Linked DNA regions of Mus musculus: all the other regions are linked to region 3. The links are chromatin contacts, found by Hi-C or POLR2A ChIA-PET in ENCODE. All regions are on one chromosome and are shown on one strand. The core of a region is the stretch at or near the end of the contact, and the rest is flanking DNA. Distances in the headings are between cores, read along the strand shown. Region 1 holds the start of Aldh16a1 (aldehyde dehydrogenase 16 family, member A1). Region 2 holds the start of Pnkp (polynucleotide kinase 3'- phosphatase). Region 3 holds the start of Prmt1 (protein arginine N-methyltransferase 1).

The links. Hi-C counts contacts between places; a loop is a spot of excess contacts on that map. ChIA-PET counts read pairs that join two places held with the same protein, here RNA polymerase II (POLR2A).
Region 1: a map of v-Abl transformed pro-B cells shows a loop between it and region 3 (2.0-fold over the local background). The contact joins the promoter of Aldh16a1 here to the promoter of Prmt1 in region 3. A Hi-C loop is called at or near these places in 1 of 37 maps with a recorded cell type or tissue (v-Abl transformed pro-B cells). POLR2A ChIA-PET finds 5 or more read pairs at or near these places in 2 of 5 experiments (Patski and embryonic stem cell).
Region 2: POLR2A ChIA-PET joins it to region 3 with 18 read pairs in embryonic stem cell. The contact joins the promoter of Pnkp here to the promoter of Prmt1 in region 3. POLR2A ChIA-PET finds 5 or more read pairs at or near these places in 4 of 5 experiments (Patski and embryonic stem cell).

The regions. Positions count from the first base shown.
Region 1 is chr7:45,153,280-45,155,979 of GRCm38, forward strand. Aldh16a1 (aldehyde dehydrogenase 16 family, member A1) reads right to left here and starts at 1,257. Exons shown (of 17, transcript NM_145954.2): 1 at 1,113-1,257. The coding sequence starts at 1,202. Pih1d1 (PIH1 domain containing 1) reads left to right here and starts at 1,024. Exons shown (of 10, transcript NM_029406.4): 1 at 1,024-1,261.
Region 2 is chr7:44,855,866-44,858,565 of GRCm38, forward strand. Pnkp (polynucleotide kinase 3'- phosphatase) reads left to right here and starts at 1,281. Exons shown (of 16, transcript NM_021549.3): 1 at 1,281-1,689; 2 at 2,298-2,344; 3 at 2,588-2,700. The coding sequence starts at 1,539.
Region 3 is chr7:44,985,033-44,987,732 of GRCm38, forward strand. Prmt1 (protein arginine N-methyltransferase 1) reads right to left here and starts at 1,388. Exons shown (of 10, transcript NM_001252476.1): 1 at 1,251-1,388. The coding sequence starts at 1,286. It overlaps Gm15545 (predicted gene 15545), which reads left to right and starts at 1,868. Exons shown (of 2, transcript NR_045266.1): 1 at 1,868-2,338.

The DNA of each region.
Region 1 (2,700 bases), core at 7-2,506, 170 kb after region 3:
GGCTACCATTTTAGGAACACCTTGCAATAATGTCTTTACTACAGAAGGTTATTATAATGTGTATGTTCTGCTCCTGTAACCTCAACTATTTTGGTGGCCAAATCCCCCTATCCACAAACTATATATAAAAACCTTGTCTTTCTCACATCCAGGACTGACTTCTAGAACCAAAGCTTATTGGGGAGGCAGCTTGTGTCCTCAAAAAAAAGCTAGCTTAATTAATTACTTGCTTAAATTACTTTGGCCGTGATGATTTCGGGTCAGTGATCTTTCTCCTTGTATCTTTGGGATCAACACTCTAAACTTTATAGAGTGTTTTATGCTGTCCCTCCAAAGCTGGAGTCCTTTTGTAGTGTGGTGACTCCTCTTAAGAGTCTAAAGACTCTACAACCTCCTAATACCTGCTTGGATGCTGGAAGAATTTCTGGGACCCTGGGCATTCTGATTGGTCCTTGGTTTTAAAGAAAATCCCAGGAACCCTACCACATTCCGATGAGGCTGCAAGAGGGTTCTGGAGCCTTGGGCCAGGAGGCTCTAAAGGAATAATATAAATGAAGTACGAAAACAGGAAAATCTCCCAAAGAAATCCACTAAACTTGGGAGGGGGAGAGGGAGAATGAGAATAGGATGGGCTAGGAGGGTCAAGAGAACTCAGATGACGTTCGAAGGGGCAGGAGATCACAGAGCACCGTAAGGATATTGAAACAAGGGGAGCAGTCATAGCAAGTTTTGGACGAACTTGGGGTTCTAAACGAACTTGAGGTTCTAAACGTTCCCGCGAGCCTCCAAAGTGCCGGGGGCCACAAGGAACCACGATCTAGCAAGGTGAAGACTCAGGAGGACCGCGAGAGGTATGGGGATTTAGTGACCACCCGTTCCTGAAGGGTCCTGGGGAAACACTACGGCGGCGTTCGGGACCGTAAACGAAAACCGCGAGGACAACCATCGCCGCCCACCGCCAGCCGCCCAGCCCAGGCTTCCGCACTGTAGGGGAAATCACGCGCTCAGAGGGGCGGGGCTTCCGAGAAGGCCGCAGTGGATGACGGGAGCCCGCGCGCCCCAAGCGGCCGAGAGGACTCGGAGGCAGCAGCGGCCGCGGGGCAAGCCCTCACCAGTGCGCATGCGTGGCTCTCCGGCACCGGTCCGTACTCCAGCGTCGTGAAAATCTCCCGGGTACTGGGCTGTACACGCGTAGCCGCCATCGCTCTCCCGGAGCCTTCCGCGAGGGATTGCTGGACGGTCTACCTAGAGGAACTTGGAGGTCCGAAGGGCGGCACCGCCCACTCCAATCAAAGGGGCGGGGCCAACCGTAGGGCCCGGAAGCGAGCTATATAGGACGTGACCCGCCTACTTTAGAGCCGCGCGATGCGGCCTATGGGCGGATGCTGGGAAATGTAGTTTCGGGGAGAACAGACATGGTTGGGTGGGTGGGTGGGGTCCCGCACTGGCAGAAGGCCTTCGGCTATTGTCACTTTGACTCTTTAGAAAAAATAGATTTTCGTTGTTTTGTTTTATTTTGTTTTTCAGACAGAGTCTCACTGTGAGCTCTGGAGGCCCTGGATCTAACTATGTAGACCCGGCTGGCTTCAACTCACAGACCCACCTATCTCCGCCTCCCGAGTGCTGGTATTAGAGGCGTGTGCCAGCACACTTGGCTAAAAAAATATTTATCTTTCTTTGTATGTACTCTGTGTAGCCCTGGCTCTCCTGGAACTCACTTTGTAGACCAGGCTGGCCTCGAACTCAGAAATCCGCCTGCCTCTGCTTCCGGAGTGCTGGGATTAAAGGCGTGCGCCACCACGCCCAGCCCTGAGGTATGTCTTTGCACTATGTGTCTGCAGTGCCTGTGGAGCCCAGAAGAGGGCGATGCAGCCGCTGGGCTGGAGAGAGCCTCATGACAGTTGTGGCTGTTTGGAGCTTAACCCCAGACATCTCCAAAAATAACATGTGTTCTTAATTGCTGAGCCTTCTCTCCACCCCAAATGCTTTTCTTTCTTTAAAAGAAGCAAACAAAGATTATTGTTATGTGCATGAGTATTTTGCCTGCTTGTCTGTGCATCATGTACATGCAGTTCCCCAGGAGGCCAGAAGAGGAGGCGACAGATCCCCCTAGAACTGGAGTTACAGGGCTTTGTTAGTCGCAATCTGGGTGTTGGGAATCGAACTCTCCTCTTCTGGAAGAGCAGTCAGCACTCTGCCGTTTAACTATCTCTCCAGCCTCCTCTGCCTCTATAACTTCTTTATAAGCAAAAACATTAATTATGTTCAAAAAAGGGCGATTAATAGCATTGAGACTGGGTGTGTGTTGAGTGGGATCAGACCCAGAGCCTAACTCATGATAGACAAGAGCAGGAGATACTAAAGTTCTCAGAGTGGCAATCCTTTCTGTACTGTAACCTCTGAGGTTTGGGAAGGGCAGATATGTAGGTTTTATTGATTCAGGAAGTGTGTCATTTCGCAGGCCTCCTCAGTCCTTACTTTTGATTGGTTGGCTAGGAGGGCGTGGCTTCAGCTCTTTCATACAAGTGGTCCCTGTAGGTGCCTGCTTTGGATGAAGGGCGCTGAGGTGGGCTTAACGGTGGCTACTTCAGTTCCTTAGTTATACAGACGCCGGAAGTGTGGCTTTCATTTATGCATTGGCCAAACAGGACCTATCAAGATACCCAGCCGACTTGAGAACGGAGCCTTCATCGTAATGGA
Region 2 (2,700 bases), core at 31-2,530, 130 kb before region 3:
CTGCTACGCAGAGGAATGATGAAGGCGCACATCTGTCATTCCATCAGCAGGGAGATGGGTTTAAGGAGGCACAGGTGTTCACGTCAGTCTAGACTTTTTGAGACCATGCCTCAAAGAACAAAAAAAACCGTGAGCAGTGGCGCACACCTCTAATTCTAGCACTTGGGAGACAGGAGCAGGTGAATCCCCTGGTATCAAAAAGTAAAACAACCCATCAATGGCCAAGTGTGATGGCATTTTCTTCCTTCCTCTCCCCCCCCCCAGCTTTTAGAGCGTGTTTTTCAAGATAGGGTTTCTCTGTGTAGCCCTGGTTGTCCTGGAGCCCTTCTGAAGACCAAGCTGTCACTAAACTGAGATCTGCCTGCCTCTGCCTCCACTTCCCCAGTTTTAGAATGAAAGACGTGCGCTGCCAACCTGTCTGTAGAGCTCTATTTTAATACTAATATTTGGAAGACAGACAGATCCCGAAATTTGAGCCCAGTTTGGGTGTATGGTGGATTAACATACACGCCAAAAAAAAAAAAAAAAAAAAAACTTGTCTGGGCTGAAAGATAACTGCAGCCGGACTTTTTGATTTCGCTCATAGAAGGGGAGGCAAGGTCATGGGACCCTGACCTTAGTACCCAGCTGTTCCTCACAAGCAACTATATGCAATTTTGCCCTAGTTGCCTGTGGTTTGGGGAGGGGCTAGAGGATACTGGTGAGGGGGAAGGGAAGGGAAGGGCTCTGTCTGTGCAGTATGAAATGAGGCTTCATTTCTGCTAGATGAAAACTGCCCCGTGTGTTTTTTTGCAGGTAGCAACACAACCACCACCACCTATGCTCTGCAAGCCCAATATAGTCGGCTTCCCCAGAATGCTCTGTGGTGGAATCATATTTCAGGTTATATATACTTCAGGCCTTTGGAGAAGGGTAGGCATTTTTTAGGTCTTCCCCAGGAGAGCAACTTCCTCTTTATTTTATTTTTGCGGTGGGGGCAGAATCTTACTATGTAGACCAGGCTGGGCTCTGCCTGCCTCTGCCTCCCAAGTACTAGGATTAATATTAAACTCATGTGCCACCATGCCTAGGAAAGAATTTTAACAAGGCTACATCCTGAGAACCTGTCTCACTAAAACATACATACATACATACATACATACATACATACATACAAGAAAATCAAAACAAAAACAAGTAACTCTAGCGTAGGGATCAAGTGACTATGGATGCGAGTGACCCCTATCCGCTCTGGCTCAGAGCGCCTCAAGCGAGTCAGGACTGCGCATGCGCCGTGGGAGGAGCCAAATTTTCGAACAGTCTTTCCCATAGCATAGATGAGCTTTGGAATGAATTCAGAAGTGACTCTACCTATATGCAATCCTCACTGCGCATTGGAACCGTTGTGGTAGCTTGGGAAACGTCGAACCCGCCCATGGGCAAGGGGCGGAATTTCCGGTGTGGCTCGCATTGGGAAAGCAGAACTTCCGGTGGCGGGTGGGTTGCCGGCTGCTGAGCAAGCTCCACTGTGATTCTGTTCCCCTTCACAGCATCCGAGGATGTCACAGCTTGGATCCCGGGGCCGCCTGTGGCTGCAGAGCCCCACCGGTGGGCCGCCCCCTATATTCCTGCCGTCGGATGGCCAAGCCCTGGTCCTCGGTCGGGGACCCCTGACCCAAGTGACGGACCGGAAGTGCTCCCGAAACCAAGGTGGGCACGGGAATGGAACTGCTGCAGAGTGGGATTGGAAGGAAGCAGGGGAGCCTATGCCTAGCCAGAAGCAAGACGAGGCATTATGGGAGGGACAGAGAGGATCTGGGAGATTGTCACCGGAGGGGAGAAGGACAACAGAGAGACGGTCGCTGGGCAGGCTACATCAGGCGGTGATGCATCAAGCCATGCCCAAGACCTCGGTCTACCCCATGTATCTCATGGGACAAAGCAGACCCTACAGATAAAAAAAATACCTGTTCTGGACAAGTCCGTGTCTCTAGCAATCCTAGGGACTCCGAAGTACCTGTTATTATTGAGGAATAAACTGGCTCGGGGGGGGGGGGGGGGGGCAGACACCCCTGTCATCCAGAGAATTGGGTGGTAGAGGCATGAGAATCAGTTCAAGCCCAGCCGCTAGTATGTAGCGAGTTCAAGGCTATCCTGGGCTACCTGTGTTGGGGGATTGAGGAAGGAAGGGAGAAAGTGCCTCTCTTACTTAAGTCCTAGGGAGAAAGTGCCTCTCTTACTTAAGTCCTAGTAGTAGACTGTAGTTGGCCACGCCCCTGTACGTGATGTAAACCCTGACTCCACCCCCTTACCCTCAGTGGAGCTGATTGCAGACCCTGAAAGCCGGACAGTGGCAGTGAAACAGGTACCAGTGTCTTGGCAGCGGGTAGCAAGGACTTGGGAGAGGGGCCGGGTAGATGACAACCCTTCAGAAGGCTGGTCAGCTTTCCGCTTTAACACCGTGCCAGACTAGAAGCCACTAACCTTTCAAAGTTCTGACTGGCCACACGAAGTGAATAGGTGGGAAGATTAAAAATTGATTGGGAGCTAAGGTATTGGATTTGGTGGGGCGGGGTGGTGCCAACCCTAGCTCCTCCTTTGTCTGCAGCTGGGTGTTAACCCGTCAACTGTTGGGGTCCAGGAGTTGAAGCCAGGACTGTCTGGCTCTCTAAGCTTGGGGGATGTCCTTTATCTGGTTAATGGCCTATATCCCCTGACCCT
Region 3 (2,700 bases), core at 138-2,637:
TTTCAATAGTACAGACGGACACCAGAAGGTTGACAAATGACTGAAGAGAGCTTGAAACCCATGTCTAGGACCTGCCTTACAAGCCTGATGATGAGCTACTCAGAAGTCAAAAGAAAATGGCAAGTTCAAGGCCATACTCAGCTACAGGGTGAGTTCAAGGCCAAGCACATTTTTTTTTTTGAGGCAGGGTTTCTCTGTGTAGCCCTGGCTGTCCTGGAACTCACTCTGTAGACCAGGCTGTCCTTCAACTCAGAAATCTGCCTGCCTCTGCCTCCCAAGTGCTGGGATCAAAGGCGTGCGCCACCACCGCCAGGCTCAGGCACATTTGTTTAATTAAACTAAGTAAAAAGTAGACTGAGGAATACAGCTTAGGATCGAACAATCAACGATAAGCAGGTAAGCAAGGCAGATGCTAGAATTTCATTCTGTTTTGGGGGGAAATTAGGCAAAAAGGCGGAAATGTTCAAAAAGGGGTCCCTTGCCACATTCAAGTTGGTAAAAATGGAGCTCTGTGGAGGTTAAGGCCCATGGCCATCCGAACTCCTTTATCCCCCACCACTGACCTCTGACTATCCATCCACCCGAGGGCCCTCCCATGAAGGGGTGGGCTTGGGCCACGCCCCATGAAAAAAGACGCCCCTCTCACACGCCCATAGTGACCACGAGGGGGTGCCCGGCGACGGATCCGGATCTCCTCGGATGAGATTCCCCACCATCTCCTTAAAGAGAGGTCACAGGGCTATGCCCATCCCCCCCCCCCCCCCCCCCCGCTGCACAAGGCTAACACAGAGTTGGGGAAAGGGAGGCTGGGGACTGATGTTCTCAGGCCCCACGCGGGTGCAAAGAGCCCGGGCTGCATGGACATCCACAGCCGAGCCAGGGAGAGCGGGTGGCAACCCCTGGACCCCTTGAGTGCAGCCCAGGTCATCGGGCTGGGGGCGGGGCCTTTGTCCTGCACGTGGAGCCCACGGGGCCCCTCGAGGCGGCACACCCCCCTCCCCACGCTACTCTGCGAGACCACGTGCGGCCCGGCTGGAAGCGCCCCCGGCCCGCGACCACGTGCGACAGTCCTCGGCTCGGCTGCGGGTCCCAAAGCACCGAAAGCCGAGATCTCTCCCGTCACGATCGAACACATCCCCCGATGCGGACCAACGCGAAGCCAGGCACATCAAAAGGCCCCGTCCCCACAGTTCAGGCCGTGGGCCACCCGTCTCGCGCCGCCCCCGGGCCTAAAGAGCCCAGCTACTCACCTCCATGATGCAGTTCGCGGCCTCGGCTGCCGCCATCTTCACCCGAGTCCTCCGGCCTCCGAGACCCCCCCCTCTCTCTTTTCTCCCCCCGGCTCGACCGGGGACCGCCTTTTACCAGAGGGTCCTCAGCCCAGCCCCCGATACCCCGCCATAAGTTCTCATTGGTCTGTAAAGCCGTCCATCTGAGAGCTTCATATTTCAATTGGATGACAGACACGCCTATCAAACATAAAGTGCCCGCCCCCCTAGCGTTTAAAGGCCCGCCCCCTCCTGTCCGCTAGGAAGAGAACAACTGCCTGTCTGTCTCACCCAGCACGTGTGACGATTGGGTAAAATTCACCAGATCTTCCCGCCCCTTTCTGGCCAGCTCCGCCCTGGAGCTTCCCGGCGGGCTCCGCGCTAAGCGGACGTCTAGAAACTGACTTGTCTATCATTAAGCTAATCCCCTCCTCCCTCGTTGATATTGGCTGAGCCAAAGGTGACGTTCGCGGCTCTAACGCCACCCTGTTTAAGCGACAGGCCTAGAAGAAGAGGGGCCATTGGCCCATAAGGAAGCAGGCAGAGCTTTGGGCAGCAGCAACTGGCTCTTAGGAATGTCAATCATCACCATTCTGTGGATTCCTCTCCCCCATACCCCCTACCCCGGTCTTGGATGTTTTCTGGAGGAACTGGGGAGCGTGGGCGCGTTAAGTTATAGGGAAAACCCCAATTCCTGAGACGTGGATGAGGGCGCATTCTAGTCTGTGATTCCGAAACCAGCCATGATTCGCTGTGAGCTTCCCACCCCTGTGCTGGAAGGCGCCAAGTTCTGAACACCTGTGGCCTCCTCGTGGCCTCCAGGTCCTCTGCGGGAAACACCCAGCGTCCTTTGTCTGACCAACTCCTACACGTCAATCACCGGCAATTCGGACGCCACCTCTTCCAGGAAATTTCCCTGAATCTGCAGAAAGTTACTCCTTCCCTGAGGATGGATGTCAGTTGCTGGATTCGTGAACCTTCCCTTTGCCTTCAGTCCCACCAGTCTATGGTCCAAACATAAGATCCTTTAAACTCCCGTATGAGCCCTCCAGTGGGAGCTTCCGCATAAGGTACGCGAGCACATCTGACCTGTTTCCTTCCAACGCCTAACACTTACTTTGTATAGTGTGAGCATGCATTCGTGTGTGCCTTGCACGTATGGAGGTCACAAAGCAATGAACAGGAGTCCTTTCTCCCACGATGTGAGTGTAGGGAATTGAACACAAGTCGTCAGGCTTAGCGGCAAGCACCTTTACCCTCTGCTGCAGACCAACACTTACAATCTGGTAGATCTTTTGTTTGACTGATTCTCACTGTGCCTTGGGCCTGGAACTCGCCGTGGAGATCAACCTGTTTTTGTCTCCCAAGTGCTGAGATTTAAGGCCTATGAAAATCTTGCCCAGCCAATATGGTCCCCCTTTTTTTCCCGTTT